Regions from separate parts of the Homo sapiens genome. Here region 2 is linked to region 1. The links are chromatin loops, found by intact Hi-C in ENCODE. Cell type or tissue: Calu3. All regions are shown on one strand. Links, peaks and the distances in the headings refer to the core of each region. The heading gives the core; the rest is flanking DNA. Region 1 overlaps LY86-AS1 (LY86 antisense RNA 1). Region 2 has its middle 37 kb from the start of NRN1.

What was found. Peaks named below come from ENCODE experiments on the same cell type or tissue, not always from the same donor. Only the 100,000 strongest peaks of a DNase experiment are listed, where the experiment ranks them.
Region 2: a loop joins it to region 1, with 7 times the contacts of the local background. A loop is called at or near these places in 8 of 110 quality-filtered maps.

Annotation. Positions count from the first base shown.
Region 1 is chr6:6,542,518-6,551,059 of GRCh38, forward strand. All of the region lies in intron 3 of LY86-AS1 (LY86 antisense RNA 1), which reads right to left. Among named protein-coding and RNA genes, the nearest start is that of LY86, 42 kb to the right of the region's middle. RefSeq lists enhancers at 4,486-4,545, 4,626-4,675, 4,766-4,815. In Calu3, for the core only: a CTCF peak has its summit at 4,749 (motif pointing left); DNase peaks (open chromatin) are centred at 4,354 and 4,714.
Region 2 is chr6:5,965,651-5,974,192 of GRCh38, forward strand. It overlaps the pseudogene PKMP5. Among named protein-coding and RNA genes, the nearest start is that of NRN1, 37 kb to the right of the region's middle. In Calu3, for the core only: no CTCF peak of the experiment used is centred there; a DNase peak (open chromatin) is centred at 3,411.

The DNA of each region.
Region 1 (8,542 bases), core at 166-8,165:
CTCATTTCTTCTTCAGAGCTGAGTAATATTCCATTGTACGGGCGTACCACAGCTTTTTCATCCATTCACTCCCTGCAGGACATCTTGATTGCTTCCAAGCTTTGGCAATTATGAGTGAAACTGCTGTACACATCTGTGTGCCATTTTCTCTATGGACATGAGTTTTCACCTCCTTTGGGTAAATGTCAAGGAGTGTGAATGATGGCTCCTGTGGTAAGAGTATGTTTGGTTTTGTAAGAACTGCCCATTGTCTTCCAAAGTGGGTGACGGCCTTTCTCCCAATGGAACCAGCTGCTTCCCCTCAGCCCGCCTGCAGTTCTTCTTGCAGACTCTTAGGAGGAGTCCATTACCTCCTCCATCCTGGCCACTGGACAAGGTCTTAAAGTGCCTTCAGGCTGACTTTCCCCCCTACATGGACCACATCTGGCCCACGGAGCACCCCATAAATTCCTCAGGGAGTACAGTTACTTCCTTGATGCAATAGCACCTCCCCTGCGCTGCACCTTGCCAGCTGGTGCCTCCTCCCCTGTTCTTGCCTAGTAACTATGGATTGAATACAAAACATGGTGTGGCAAGGAATATGTTCCCTTCCTCCAGAAAGGCTTTCTTTGCTTGTGGCAGAAGACAGACTGCATGCAGGCCATCTGCACACGTCCCAGCAGAAACCGAGCCCATCAGAGCCTGTGTTGCTCTTGTCTGAAGGCCGCTCACCTGCTGGCCCTTACTCTTGCCACTTGGTCTCCTGGGTCTCAGCTGACAACCTGAGCTACTTACAGGGCGCCTGCTCCTTTGTGCCTGAACTGACAGTTACGTCCACCCAGCACCACCAGCGTGCCAGCATCTTGGCTTAGCTCTCCAGCCTCTTAGCAGCTGCTTCTGTTTGGTTTCTGGGCATTGCATTGTTCACACGCACAGCTTAGACATCAGGAAATGGTTTGAAGAGAAATCGCACGAAGACACAATTTTCCCTGGTTCCCTTTTCTCTGTGTTCATGGCCCATCAAGTCCTGACAACTTTGTATCCTGAATTCCAATTTTTTTGACTGTGGCAAGCTATGAGCTGCCACTTTCTGTTTGGGTTTCACACCCCATGACAGGACCTGAATCAGCGAATGCTCCCGGGGGACAAAAACAGCTGCAAAGAAAGAACTGACTTCAATGCACTTGTCTCCTTTCGAACATCTTGGCCCTTGGATTCCAGCAACCTTGGCTGCTCTTTGATGTTCTCAGACTACTCTATTACATTTTATTTGGTTTGGTTTTCACAGTTCTTCAGCAGGAGGGTTATTCTGGTACAAAATACTCCCTCACAGCCAGAAATGGAAATCCCCTTTAAGTTTTTTGAGGTTTTGTTTTTGTTTTTGTTTTTTTCAAAAAATGTACTAGGTGGCATTTTTCTTATATAATGAACATGTTTTCTCTTCGCTTTAAATGTGAAAGATAATTTGACATAGAACAAAAATGTTTGGTTCACAAACACTTTATCCTCAAAATTCTGTAGATGTGGTTCCATATTCTTTTTTTTTTCCCCCCCGGAGACAGAGTTTTGCTCTTGTTGCCCAGGCTGGAGTGCAATGGCGCCATCTCAGCTCACAGCAACCTGTGCCTTTCAGGTTCAAGCAATTCTCCTGCCTCAGCCTCGCAAGTAGCTAGGATTACAGGCATACACCAGCTAATTTTGTATTTTTATTTTTAGTAGAGACGGGGTTTCACCATGTTGGCCAGGCTGGTCTCGAACTCCTGACCTCAGGTGATCCTCCCAAAGTGCTGGGATTACAGGCATGAGCCACTGAGCCCAGCCAGCCATATTCTTTTTGCACTCGATGATTCAGAGGATAACTCCAATGTGGGCCCTACCTTTGTTCCTTTGTGAAAATTAAATTAAATTAATTGGACATTAATTAAATTAACGTTTCAAACAATACACTAAAAAGACTGAGATCATATACAAAACAATGTCTGCACGGATGTTCTGCAGAGGTGGCTGAGAAGGGATCCCACAGCTCCCAAGCCCTTGCCACAACCAGAGGGCAGGGGCCAGTGGGCAGCTGGGTGCAGGGATTATTTGTGAGGAGGGGTTTGGGAGGTGGTTTTAGAGTGTTTCTTCCAAGCCCTCCCTGGCTCTTCCACAAGTGTTGGGGTGAAGTGGTGCAGAGGGAGACATTGTGTCATGGAGCCCTGGGAAGCACTGAGATTAAGAAACCTCTCTCAGGAGGCTGAGATGGGCAGATCACGAGGTCAGGAGTTCGAGACCAGCCTGACCAACATGGTGAAACCCCGTCTCTACTAAAAATACAAAAATTAGCCAGGCGTGGTGGTGGGCACCTGTAATCCCAGCTACTCAGGAGGCAGGGGCAGAAGAATTGCTTGAACCCAGGAGGCGGAGGGGCAGAGGTTGCAGTGAGCCCAGATCGCACCATTGCACTCCAGCCTGGGTGACAGAGTGAGACTGTCTCAAAAAAAAAAAAAGAAGAAACCTCTCTCATTTAGCCTTCTATCTAACGATGTTTCTATACTGACCATGTTTAGAAATTAGCAAATAGCATATGGTCTCAACTAAATTAAACACCCACAGGAAAAAAATAGTTTAAGGAAACATACCAAAAGGATTATTATGTATTTAGAATCCGGGTAATATTTAATTTTTGTTTTCATATATTTCCTTATTTTCCAAAAATTGAGAAGAACATCTACTAGTTTCATAATGAAAAATCATATTTTCTAAATGCCTAAACACACAATGTTTAACATAACACTACGTACGCCGTACATGTATAACATACAATTAGGTAAAAATTATCCACATGGAAAACACCTGGATAGAACTCCCCTCCCTCCACACACACACACAAAAATCCCAGTGTTTTCCTCTGCATAGCGATTTCTCTATACATATCTGTAAATTTTCAAATTTTTATGTAATGGAGGAGGGAAGGGGAAACTTTAAAACACCAGTCCCAGAAATATGGCCCACCTGTGTGTGGGTGGTTAAGGAGCACACCTGGAACATTCACACCAGGTTCCCCTGGGAGCCCAGTGTCCTCCCCCACTCCAAAACCACGCCCGGCTACTTCTTGTATTTTTAGTAGAGATGAGGTCTCACCACCTTGGCCAGGCTGGTCTCCAGCTCCTGAGCTCAAATGATCCACCCGCCTCAGCCTCCCAAAGTGTTGGGATTACAGGCGTGAGCCACCGCACCCGGCGGTTCGTTTCATTTTCCTTCACTACCTTTCCTCGCTCACTCCACTGGCTCGTTCTTGGAGCCCCGACTCCTCTACACTGGGTCCCACTACACTGGCCCTTGGTACATACATTCCCACACTGTCAATCAACTCTTTCACCCCCACTCTGCGAGTCCCATCTCCCCAGGAGCCCGCGAGCTCCTGGGACAAGGATGTGACCATCCCCAAGCTCCTTCTCCAGGCTGAGCTGGGGGTGGGGGGGCTTTCCACAAATAAGATTAAACTGAACAGGCGCCCTTCCTCCCTCAGCCTTTCCTGGCCCTCATCCTTGAATTCCCAGCCCCCAGCTTTGCTTGGGAAATCAAAAGACGCCAAAAGGCAAAAAAACAGCTCACTGGGGAGAAAAACCCGAGTCTCCCTCCCAGGTCAGTAATTAGTGCGGCCGGAGGAAGAGCAGCCCCTGGCACAGTCGGGTCCTTAACAGCTCCCGCCCCAGAAGCTGCCTTCGGATGAACAGCCGGGTGAATCGCCATGAAAAATTAATCAGCCTCCGCCTGTCCGCGGCCTAGATGGGCGCAAAGCAGATGACCTGGCAGGAACCAGCCGCAGTGAAGCCACCGCAACCGCAGCCGCAGCCGCGGAGGGGAGGCCGTGCACCCGCCCGCCGGGAGAGCCGCGCGCCTGAGCCGGGCGCACGTGGGAAGTGGGCCACGAGACTGGAGTCCACCGAGATGGAGGCCCCGGCACTCGGGCTCAGGCCTTTGTGCTTAGCACGTACTGTTGGAATCCAGCACGCCCTGCTCCGGCGGGCGCCTCCGATCCTGAAGCGCGCACCTGGGAACTCACGCACCGCCCAGCCGCGAGGGGCTTGGCCTGGCTGAAAGCCACATTATTCTCGAAAACAACCGTGGGAAGCACACGCTGAGCTCCCGGGGCCCCTAGAGTATGCAAAGAGGCCGGCCCTGCGAGACTAAATAAGTCTCTCCCCCTAGGACCTAGTCCCTTGCCACCGGCTCCCGCGGCCACCGCGCAGCCAGAGTGCACCGTCCCTAGGGCTTTGGCGGTGGCCAGAGCCAGCAAGTGCGGCGGCCTGGAGCTGGGGTGGTGAGGGCGGATGGCAGGTTGGAGAAATGCAGCCGAGCCGCAGGTTTCTAGAGGCCTCTACAGCCCCTGCCATCTGGGCACTGCACAGACAGACGCTGCGTGAGACCTGGAGCTCGCCACCTCCATGCGGCGCTGCCAGCCACTCCGCTGCGGGTGCAGGAGCGTTCCATGTCGGGGACTGAGGGACCAGCGCCGGCTCCCCAGTTTCTCTGCATTGTGAAGTCATTTTCTTAAACTCGGGCTTTAAATAACCACCGATGACTTGCCTACGGGCCACGCAGATGCTATACTCTGACCTCGCTGGGATGTGCAGAAGTATTCTACTGTTTTGCTTTTGAATCAAATTAGGGAGTTTAGAGAAGTTTTAGATTCAGGTCAGGCTTTCCCAGGACCTCCAGGCTGTGGACTGTGCTCGAGCTTAGGCCAACAGCGCCATCTGGTGGTTATGATCCGCATGTACCCGCCAATGCCTGCAGACCGGAGAGAGTGATGTAATGGTCCACAATTGTTCCTGAAGCCAGCTCTGCAGCAGGCCAGATGTTATGGGTGTTTTATACCCCAGTTTTTCGTGTAAGTCACTGAGCGAGGGGGTTTCTTCATAGGACGAATGCTATATGCTGTAATGGAAATTCCCCTTTTTGCAATCTATTCTAGAGAGGGTGGATTTGAAGCTAGGGAGACATAGGACATAAAAAATCCAATCTCTTTGACTCCCAGCCTGACTACCTGACTTTACCAGGTCCCACCAAGACAGGATGTGAATGCATGCCTCTTGATTCCAAGAGGATGTGGAACTGTTTTACATTCCTATGCTGTCATGGCCTCCACCAGCTCATGCATTCCTTCAGGACTGAAAGCAGACTCCACACTGCCTGAAAAATTCCCGGGACACTGATCCTCACCAGAGTTGCCCCTCTGTCCCTCAGACGTCCTTTTATTCCCTTACTACCGCAGCCTGTGGCTGGCCTCCCGCCAGGGCGCTCCAGCACCTCGGACCCCTCAGCTGTCTCTCTACTCTTTGCCTCTTACCTTGACTTGCCCAGCACCCTGCAGTTGCTTTTCTGTCTTTACCCCATCTGGCCAAGACTAACTAGAGAATGTCACCAAACTATGCCAATTGGACCAGCTGCAAATTTAGGCTGTGGGACTTCAGATGAGCCCTCACTGCAACTCAGTTTTCAGCATTTGTTGATTCCTGCATTGCAGATATTCCAAATGTTTCCTTCCAATTTTTAGCTCTTGCCCTTACAGTATCTCACAATTTGAGAAACAACTTCTACTTTACAGAGTTGAAGTTGGCCTCATGTGAGTTTCCTCAATGTTGCCTCTTTTGCCCTTAAAATGTTTGTATCACCTTATTTTTTCATTCTACGTTACTTCAACAGGGAAAAATCCTTTGTCTTTCCAAACCAAATGCATCTGCTTTTATCTCTAACATAAAATATGAAGCCCAAACAAAGCAGGAAAAAAAAACTCAAAATAGAAGCAAAAGGAAACTTCAAGAAACTATCATTAACATTCTCAGAAGAATGAATAAAAAATATTGCACACATGAAAAAAGGATGCCACAAGAAAAGGAATATTCAGGAGGTGGAAAAATCCTATTAGAAATTAAAAAATATGATAGCAACAATGAAAGTTTCAAGAGAAGAGTTAGAATAGAAATTTAGTGAAGCCTTCCAGAAAGTACAATAAAAAGGCAAAAGGGCAATTTTTAGAAAGAAGGAAAACTACAACATTAGCCCAAGAGGCCAAGTCAGCTACGTAATTTGAGAGACTCAGTGAAAAATGATGATGTGGAGTTCTCTAAGAATTTTGGCTGGGCGTGGTGGCTCACACCTGTAATTCCAGCACTTTGGGAGGCCGAGGCGGATGGATCACAAGGTCAAGAGATCGAGACCATCCTGGCCAACATGATGAAACACCGTCTCTATTAAAAATACAAAAAATGAGCTGGGCGTGGTAGGATGCGCCTGTAGTCCCAGCTACTCCAGAGGCTGAGGCAGGCGATTCACTTGAACCCAGGAGGCAGAGGTTGCAGTGAGCTGAGATCGCACCACTGCACTCCAGTCTGGTGACAGAGGGAGACTCTATCTTGAAGAAGCTGGGGTCAGTGCAATGCACCTGTAATTCCAGCTACTTGGGAGACTGGCTTGAGGCGGGAGGATGGCTTAAGTCCAGGAGTTCAAGACCAGCCTGGGCAACATAGTGAGACCCTGTCTCTAAAAAAAAAAAAAAAAAAAAAAAAAATTAGCCGGGCATGGTGGCTCATGTCTGTAGTCTCAGCTACTGGGAAGGATTGTTTGAGCCCACGAGTTAAGGCTGCAGTGAACCTTTTCTAGTTCTTTATTAATTTTTTTTAGAAACAGGGTCTCACTCTGTTCAATTCTAGCTCATTGCAGCCTTGAACTCCTGGACTTCAACGATCCTACCACCTCAGCCTCCTGAATAACTGAGACTACAGGGACGTGTCACCACGCCCAGATAATTTTTTTAATTTTTATCTTGTAGAGAAAATGTCTCACTGTGTTGCCCAGCCTGGTCTCAAAACAATCCTCCTGCCTCAGCCTCCCAAAGTGCTGGCCTGAGCCACTGTGCCCAGCCCCTTCTCTAGTTCTAACTAGTGACCTTCTCTAGTGAGTCTCAGCCAGATGAGGTATAAGACATCATGTCACTGCACTCCAGCCTAGATGACAGAGCAAGACCCCGTAAAAAGTCTTTAAAAATTTCAGGGTGGCAACAGGAGAGCATTAAACCCAGCGGGGGGTTGCTGCAGTGGGCACAGTCCTTCGGTCCCTGCTTTATACCTTGTGATTCAGGGTTCTCAGCAACCCATGCCATGAGGAATCCTCCTCATCAGAGTTAAAGCCATAGGTCACACACTGCCTTGCAGGCTGTTTTAAAGTGGGTGGAAGGCGAGGATGCCCTGTCAGCCCTGAGGATTTAAAGCCATGTTCTACAGAAGCCTTACCACATGTGACTGTTCAGACCTAGATCTGGCTCATTTGATGCAGTTGTGCTGCCAGTGTAAACTACACATCAGATTTCACATAAAAAACAATGTCAAGTACGTCATTAATCATTGCATTATGTTGAATACATGTTGCAGTGATGTTTTGGATTTACTTGGTTAAATAACGTTTTATTAAAATTAAGTTTACCAGTTTCTTTTTGCTTTTTAAAAATGTGGCTACTAGAACATTTTTAAAATGTGGCTCCCGTTGTATTGTGATCCAAGAATCCTGGTCTAAAAGAGATTTATTATGGAACCAGTCACCAACCTAGTGATTTGTAGGTTTTATTTCTTGCTCTTCCATGACAAGGTGTCAGGGCAGCAGGCCTGGCCATGGCTGGATTCATCCATTTCCAAAGAAGAAAGCAGACACCACTGTAGGTATTTCAAAGCGGAAGAGATTTCATATAGGAAATCTGGTTACCAAATTCTTATTAAAACTGGAAAAACAAGGAAAATGTGGTGTTTCCAGAAATCCTGAACTGCAGAAAGCTGCTACCTCTTTTACAGGATCCAGTGCTCAGGTGAGCCCATACAACCCGGTCCCTGCACTGTTGCTCGGCAGCTCCAAGGCTTTGCAGTCATGTGCTGGCAACCCAGGCAGGAGCCTATAGCTGCTGTTGTTAGTGAAGACACACTGGCACGGTCGCAGGAGCCAACAGTCACCTTCTATGCTGAGCGGGAGTCACTGACATTTGCTAAGAGAGGGCCTACCAGAAAAATAATGGTTTCTATCTTCTAGACTTTCTAATTGCTGGGAATTCCTCCAGGTGGCGGACCTAACCGGAACCCAGGTGGGAAGAGGGTTTGTTAAATGCAGTTTGCAATCTTCCAGCCCTGATGGTAAAAAGGAGAGGGTAGTAGGGCAAGCCACAAAAGCCTTCTAAAGAATCTCTCCTAAAAGATGAAATGGGTAAATGGAGCTGAATGTACTGAGAGGAAAGCATCTGGGAAAATGGGAATGAATTATTGATAATGATACAAACTAAGAGAGCAATAAAAATGGAAAAAAGTCAATTATAAACTCTGGGAAAACAAAAGTCTTACAAATAAGGAAACAATCACAGTACACCACTTGGTTGTGTTGTGAACAATGTTTCTACGGTCATAATAATATTAATTCTGAATATTCGTTTACCAGCTATTAAGTATAATTTTATTGGGGTGATGGGTCAAGTAGGAGAGGGTATGTGCGGGAGGTAGGGCAAGTTGAGATCTAGGAAGTCAACACATTAGTTCACACC
Region 2 (8,542 bases), core at 346-8,345, 580 kb before region 1:
TCTGCTGATTTTGTTTTGTCAGCAACCTCTTATTGAATCGACTGTTACTTATTTTTATTAACAACAGGTTAATGCTAATGGTTGTCATAGACTGGGCAACGCAGGTTCTGCATAATATAGATGGGTTCCTGTTTTAAAAGAGGCTACTGTTGTGTCCAACAACAAAGCTGTAAAATCATGGAACCAGACTACTCTTCAGAGAGTGACTAGTGCACTGCCAGCAGCTCGCCAGAGAGAGTCACAGAAGGTTGGCTCTGCAAGACAGCTTATATTTCAGAGCATGAAACCGAGGCCGGGAGGGAACACTTATCCCATGCCCCATACCTGGTTGAAGGCTGAATGAACCCTCAGTTAGTCACGGGCTACCCAGGTGGCCAGTATCCCTGCTGCACTACACAATAAGCAAAGACACAGCCATGGACATAGTGATGACATAGCCATAGCAATGATTAGAGAATCACTTCTTCTTGGGATCTTAAGAAGGCTCTGTCAGTTTCCAGTGGTACCATTTCCTTAATCCATGTTACATACTTTTTGGCCATGATTAACAGTGAGTGAGTGTACACTGTATGGCAATGCTGTGATAGTACCTTACATAGATTATCTCTCATTATGACATCCCTATTATACAGATGAGGAAACTGATGCTACCAGAGGCTAAATAACTTGCCAAACTTTCTAAGTTAATATGTAATAGGAGCCGGGCACAGTGGCTAATGCCTGTAATCCCAGCACTTTGGGAGGCTGAGGCAGGTGGATCACTTGAGGTCAGGAGTTCAAGACCAACCTAGCCAATATGGTGAGACCCCGTCTCTACTAAAAATACAAAAATTAGGCAGGCATGGTGGCATGCGCCTGTAGTCCCGGCTACTTGGGAGGCTGAGGTAGGAGAGTCACTTGAACCTAGGAAGCGGAGGTTGCAGTGAGCTGAGATCGTGCCATTGCACTCCAGCCTGGGCATAGTAGCAAGACTCTGTCTCAAAATATATATATTAGAAACTGTACTGTACAGCAAACCCTGTGACATGTAACAAACTCTCACATGTATCCCTAAACCTAAAAGTTGAAAAAAGAAAAAGAAAACAAGAAAAATAAATTGTACTTGAAAGCAGACCTGTCTAACCCAAACACCAGGCTCTTAACCATTATCTGTATTGTTAAAGACTCTCAGCAACAAATTATAGTCTACTCTGTATATTACTGTCCACCACTTCACACATTTCACCTGTTACCAACAGTCTCTCTGAGCTTTGCTTTTGTATATTTCACAGGTTTTTCCTATAGATAGCATTGTAATATTTCCATTTAACTCTATCCTTTGTAAAATGACATCACTGGTATGTTTCAAATAGATTTTTAGTCAGCGACAGCTAATGAGCAAAGGAGCAATGATTAGAGAATCAGTTCTTCTTAAGATCCCAAGATTTGTTCTAACTATTGTGGGGGTAATTCCAGGCTGCATTTCAAACAGTGTTGGCACAGAAATTCTTAAAGTGTAAGCCTTCTCTCCTTCCCTCTATGCTTTCTGGATTTCTCTAGGCATACTGGGAACCTGAACTCAAAGTCTTAACACAGAAACTTCTAAACTACTCACACCTACAGCCTGTAACTCTGACCCGTTCACAAAGGTTAAGTTTTTTATAAATACTATTTTAAAAAATTTTCTCTGAAAAAAAAAGGGGAATTTATGGAGTTTTAATACTTTAGCATGTGAGAAACTTAAGGGACCAGGGGGTCTTTTTTAGCTATGAGGCAGTAGGAGTTGAAATAATGTAAATTAGAACTATTTTAAGAGGTTGGTCAATCAAGTCAATGGAACCACAAGCTGGACCCTCTCCTTCTTGTGAGCACCAAGACTCCAAGGTCAGGCTGACCAGGAGGCCCCAGGATAGAAAGTTGGAAAGAGCCTGTGGGTGCGGCAGGTTCTGAGGCTCAATTCAAAAGGAGGTGGCCTCAGCCAGGGGAGAAGCACAGAGGCAGTACAGGTAGAAGTGGAAATGGGTAGATTACTGGTCAGAAATCTGCCTCTGTATCTGCCTTCACTTCCTACTGGCTGTGTGACCTTGGGCAAATCACTTAACCTTTCTAAGCTTTAGTCTTCTTATTGGTAAAGTGAGATGTTCTGAGTGGGTGGCTGGCCCACAGCCAAAGCATAATTAATGTGAGTCATTATTACGAGTAAGAAACAAGTCAGTGGAGACACTGAGGCCTGCACACAAAAGTCCAACAAATCACAAGGCAACAGGGAGAATGGGCTCAGTGTAGAGAGGCCAAGAGTCCTGGGCCAGCACCACTGGGAAGAGGAGAAGCCCCCTCTTTCTTCTTCTCCATGCCCTGGCCTTCTGCTATGGTACTTGCATTTTTTCAGGTTCTTACCTTCTTGCTGGGACCTCAGTGGTCTCTTAGCTTCCTGTGACCATCGCCACTCAGATTCATTCTCTTCAGTGCTGCCAGGCAATATTTCCTACAACGCAAACCTGACCAACTTTTCATTCTGCTGAAAACTCTTGGACAAGGGTTTTAGCAAGAGCTAGCCCAGACCCTTTGGCATGGCTCATAAACCTTCTGTAACTTGGCAGGTGCTTTCATTTTTGACTCACCTGTAGGCATGACACACGGGAGAGTCCTGAAAGCCAGAGAAAGGCCATTTTTACATTGGTGGGGGGCTGGGGGAGGGATAGCATTAGGAGAAATACCTAATGTAAATGATGAGTTGATGGGTGCAGCAAACCAACATGGCACATGTATACCTATGTAACAAACCTGCACATTGTGCACATGTACCCTAGAACTTAAAGTATATATAAAAAAAGTTGTCATGCAAAAAAAAAAAAAAAAAAAGGCCAACTTTACTTTGTGGCTCGCCAGCTGATAAGACACCTGCTTGGGGGCAGAGAAACTGCACTTACCTAAGCACTTACTTTTTACCCATTCTCACCCTTCATTGCACATTAGAATCACCTGGGGGTGTTTATAAACTACCCCCAATGCCCAGGCCACACCCCAGACCAATTATGTCAGAGCCTCTGGAGTGGGATGCAGGCATCCCTATTTTTAAGCTCCTCTGGTCATCCCGAGGTGCTGTCAAGCTGTGGATCACAGCTATACATACATTTTTGTCTTTCAAAGGAAAGAGTCTTATCACTTGTTTGAAGTCCGAAGACATCAGCCTCAAATCTGAATATCAACCACCTGCTAGTTATTGCTGACTTTGGGAGAAACATTGATCAATTTCAGAAAAAGGATGTCAGGGAAGTAAAAGTGCATGACCAATTCAGGAAGTGGGAGATCAGCCCAGTCTCCTGCAAAGCCCGTGGTTTTACAGAAACCCTCCTGAATGTCAGCGAGCATAAGCCGTCGTGGCATGGGCAGCTCTCGGTGAGCAGCCTGGCCTTGGTCCAGCTCGGCACAGAAGGACCAGCACAGGGAGGGAGGAAGTGACTCAGGGCTGCCCTCTCCCCGACAACAGGACAGGACTGTAACCTTTTGTGAAAGGACAGGTAAAAATAGCTGCAGCACTTTAGGAAGAACTCAGAATTTTTAGATTCTGAACCATCTGATTATATAACTGAGGGTAAGTGATCTGGGAAAGGGCAGGAAACTATTATTTATGGTCTTTTAGTGTCCTGGGTTCGGTGCTGTATGTAGGTCCCAGTTAATCTTCACAATGACCCTGTGAGGTTGTTGTTTTCCTCTCCTTTTCTGTAAATGAGGAGCCTGCAGGCACTGAGGGAGAGATGATGAACTCGAAATCACCCAGCTTGCAAATGATAGAGATGGGACCAACCCTGGTGCTGTCGTGTCCCACACCCCATTCTCTGGCTTGACTCTGGCTCAACCCCAACCATGACACATATAGGGTGGCATGAAGTTCTCCAGGAGCCAGGGCTGCCTGGCTGTATCCTGTATCCTAGTGTTCTTGCAAAGCTGCAGTGAGAGAAAAAGCAGGGCCAGGGGCAGGAATGTCTTAGCTGATGTGAATGGCTTGTATGCTGTTGGCCCCAAAAGTTTGCTGAAAGGTCTTTAGCAGCGGGATGATCTATCCCACCAGGGGTCCAGGAATTTTCATATGGGAATGCTACTTATGGTAGATCTGTGAGGGGGGGAGTAGAACCTAGAAAACAACTTAGAAGACTTTACAGACACTCAGAATGTGGACTTTATATACCTTTCACAAAAAGGTACCAGGGCTCCTTAGAAAAGTAGCCATTTCCAGGTCTGGGGCAGGAAATGCATAAATTGAGACAGAAAGAAAAGAAGCAGTCAAAGATTAGATTCCTGGGGTCATGTTGAAAGGACACATGCATCAACTTGAAATGATACTCACTGGCTAGAGATGGATAATTTGGATAAAAAAGAATAATGGCTGAAATGGATTGAAAATGTCAAGCATATAAAAATCCAAGAGTTTATAATAATACACCATACCACCCTCTCACAAAAACCGCAACACGCAACTCAGTGGTTAACTACCTTTGGGAGTTGCTTGGGCACCAAGTCATTATTCTGAAGACTGATGAATAGAGGAAAGGAATAAAACATCCATCCTGTTTCTTCTGTATTCATTTTTTTTTTCAGAGAAACCAAGTAGCTCATGAAGAAAAGTTTTCATTTATAGAAAAATCACAATTGGCCGGGCGCGGTGGCTCATGCCTGTAATCCCAGCACTTTGGGAGGCCAAGGTGGGCAGATCACCTCTAAGGTCAGGAGTTCGAGACTAGCCTGACCCAACATGGAGAAGCACTGCCTCTACTAAAAATACAAAAGTAGCCAGGTGTGGTGGTGCATGCCTGTAATCCCAGCTACTCGGGAGGCTGAGGCAGGAGAATTGCTTGAACCCCGGAGGTGGAGGTTGTGGTGAGCCCAGATAGTGCCATTGCACTCCAGCCTGGGCAACAAGAGCAAAACTCCGTCTCAAAAAGAAAAAAAAAAAAAATCACAATCGATAATGGAGGAGGAATGTTAGAATTAGAAAATCACCAATTTGCAACTCATTGAAATAATGGTATCAGGAATGATCATCAATGGCTATCAAAACCATGAAGTGAAGGTTGAGCGAGGCCTTGCTAACAGATGGGTATCCATGAACCCACTGGTCAACCTTAGCCTACTGGAAATGGAACAGTGGAACTGGCAGACATGATGTATCCCAGATGTCACAAAATACACAATACTAGCACCATCTAGATGGAATCTGAAGCTAATCAAGCCACCAGATCTTATATAACCCACAGGAAACAGAGGGTAGAGAAATGTGTGAAATGGTAGTGAGTCCTCTCCCTCCATGGCATAGAGGAATGAGGTAGCTAGGCTGAAGGCACATACCTCAGCCCCATTCTGTGACAATCCTATGCAGGCCCTGGGACCTTTACAAGACAAGCCAGTAAAAAACCAGCTAAACTTTAGTCATTGTTCACTATAATTCAATGTGAGAAAGATGATCAAGTTAGCGTGTAAGGCAGGTAGGACCTATCAGAGGATGAGACATCTAAGTTAGTTCTCTTGTTTGAGGACCCTAAATAATATTTTTAAAATAATAAAGAAGCACATACTGTCATCTATTTCAAATGTTTAGGTTTGACACCTTTCACACACACTCACACAATGACCATCTCTTGATGCCATTTGGAAATCATGTCCTTCATGAATTACATCACCCCACAACCTTGGCCCATGTTCCATTATGGACTGCTGGGCACACTGCAGATTTCCCAGCTGGAGAAATAATAAAGCCAGTTCCTGCCTCCTATTCTGTTTCTTTTCTATCCCACCCCAGAGTATAGCTATAGAGATAAGGAAGGCACACAGAAGTAATGATTCTCTTGCAGCAGTAATTGCCCTGACATTTGCTCACCTATCTGTACCCACTTTCTCTGCCTTCCCACCCAGGACCTCAGATTTCCTATCGATGCTCTTATCAAAACCATCCTACCACTTCATGCTAAACGACACCTCCTCTAACAAACCCAGAAACATTCTTCCAGAAATCCTTTTGCTACATCATTAATTTTTCTTCTCTTTGGGATCATTGACATTAGCATAAAATGTCTTATTATCTCTCTCACTAAAAATTCCTTTCCAAATACCTGTAGAGTACTATGTTCACTGTTTAGGTGATGGGTTCACTAGAATTCCAAACCCCAGCATTATGCAATATATCTGTGTAACAAACCTGCACATGGAACCCCTGAATCTTTAATAAAATAAAATAAGATAAAAAATAAAGTTAAAATGATAAAATAGATTCCAGCTGCATAAGGATTTAGAGAAGAAGAACAAGATGATTTTCAAACACAAGCATTTGTGGAGATTGAAATTTTTAAAAATAATTGTGTACCATGTTACCATATGCAGAATAAAACTTTCAAAATTAGTAGCGAACAATAAAGAAAGCTAATTTATGTTTTTAAAAATGTTTCCTTAAAAAAGAATAAAACTTTCAAAGTTAGTAACTAACAATAAAGAAAGCTAATTTATGTTTTAAAAAATATATTTTCCTTAAGAAAAACTAGAGCAGAGATAAATGAACTGGAAAATAGAAAAATAATACGAAAAATCAAAAAAATCAAAAAAAGTTGGTTATTTGAAAAGATCAACATAATTGACAAACCTTTAGCTACATGAATTAAGGAAAAAAGACCACTCAAATTTCTATAATTAGAAATGAAAGTGGGCACAGCTGCTGCACATCCCGGGGCTCCTGACCTCTCTGCGTTTGCAGCGTAGCCCAAGTCGGTCAGCACTGGAGGACCTCAGAAGCCATGTTGAAGCCCCATAGTGAAGCCAGGGCTGCCTTCATTCAGACCCAGCAGCTGCACGCAGCCATGGCTGACACATTCTTGGAGCACATGTGCTGCCTGGACACTGACTCGCCACCCATCACAGCCTGGAGCACTGGCATCATCTGTACTATGGGCCCAGCTTCTCCATTGCTAGAGATGCTGAAGAAAACGATTAAGTCTGGAATTAATGTGGCTCATCTGAACTCTCATGGAGCCCATGAGTACCATACAGAGACCATCAAGAACGTGCGCACAGCCACGGAAAGCTTTGCTTCTGACTCCATCCTCTACCAGCCCATTGCTGTGGCTCCAGACACTAAAGGACCTGAGATCCCAACTGGGCCCGTCAAGGGCAGCGGCACTGCAGAGGTGGAGCTGAAGAAGGGAGCCACTCTCAAGTTCACGCTGGATAATACCTACATGGAAAAGGGTAAGAGAACATCCTGTGGCGGGACTACAAGAACATCTGCAAGGTGGTGGAAGTGGGCTGCAAGATCTACGTGGATGATGGGCTAATTTCTCTCCAAGTGAAGCAGAAGGATGCTCACTTTCTGGTGACAGAGGTGGAAAATGGTGGCTCCTTGGGCAGCAAGAAGAGTGTGAACCTTCCTGGGGCTGCCGTGGACCTGTCTGCCATGTTGGAGAAGGACATCCAGGACCTGAAGTTTGGGGGCGAGCAAGATGTCGATATGATGTTTTCATCATTCATCTGCAAGACATCTGATGTCCATGAAGTTAGGAAGGTCTTGGGAGAGAAAGGAAAGAACAGCAAGATAACCAGCAAAATTGAGAATCATGATGGGGGTTGGAGGTTTGATGAAATCCTGGAGGCCAGCGATGGGATTATGGTAGCTCGTGGTGATCCACCACAAGCCGTCGAGATGAGATTCCTGCAGGGAAGGTCTGCCTTGCTCAGAGGATGATGATTGGGTGGTGCAACCAAGCTGGGAAGCCTGTCATCTTGCCACTCAGATGCTAGAGGATGTGATCAAGAAGCTCCACCCCACTTGGGCTGAGGGCAGTGGTGTGGCCAATGCAGTTCTGGTGGAAGCTGACTGCATCATGCTGTCTGGAGAAACAGCCAAAGGGAACTATCCTCTGGAGGCTGTGCACATGCAGCACCTGATTGCCTGTGAGGCAGAGGCCACCATCTACCACTTGCAATTATTTGAGGAGTTCTGCCACCTGGCACCCATTACCAGTGACCCCGCAGAAGCTACTGCCATGGGCACTGTGGAGGCCTCCTTCAAGTGCTGCAGTGGGGCCATAATCGTCCTCACCAAGTCTGCAGGTGTGCCCACCAGGTGGCCAGATACTGCCCACGTGCCCCCATGATTGTTGTGACATGGCATCCCCAGGCAGCTCGCCAGGCCCACCTGTACCGTGGTATCTTCCCTGTGCTGTGTAAGGACCCCATCCAGGAGCCCTAGGCTGAGGATGTGGACCTCCGAGTGAACTTGGCCATGAATGTTGGTAAGGCCTGAGGCTTCTTCAAGAAGGATGATGTGGTCATTGTGCTGACCTGGTGACACCCTGGCCCTGGCTTCTCCACCACCCTGTGTGTTATTCCTGTGCTGTGATGGACTCCAGAGCTCTTCCTCCAGCCCCTGTCCCACCCCCTTCCCCCAATGCATCCATTAGGCCAGCAATGCTTATAGAGCTCACTCTGGGCTGTAGTGTGGCACTGGTGGGCTGGAACACCAGGGAAGAAGATTTATGCCTCGCTGAAACGTGGCTGTTTTTAGAGCCTGCTGTGGCGG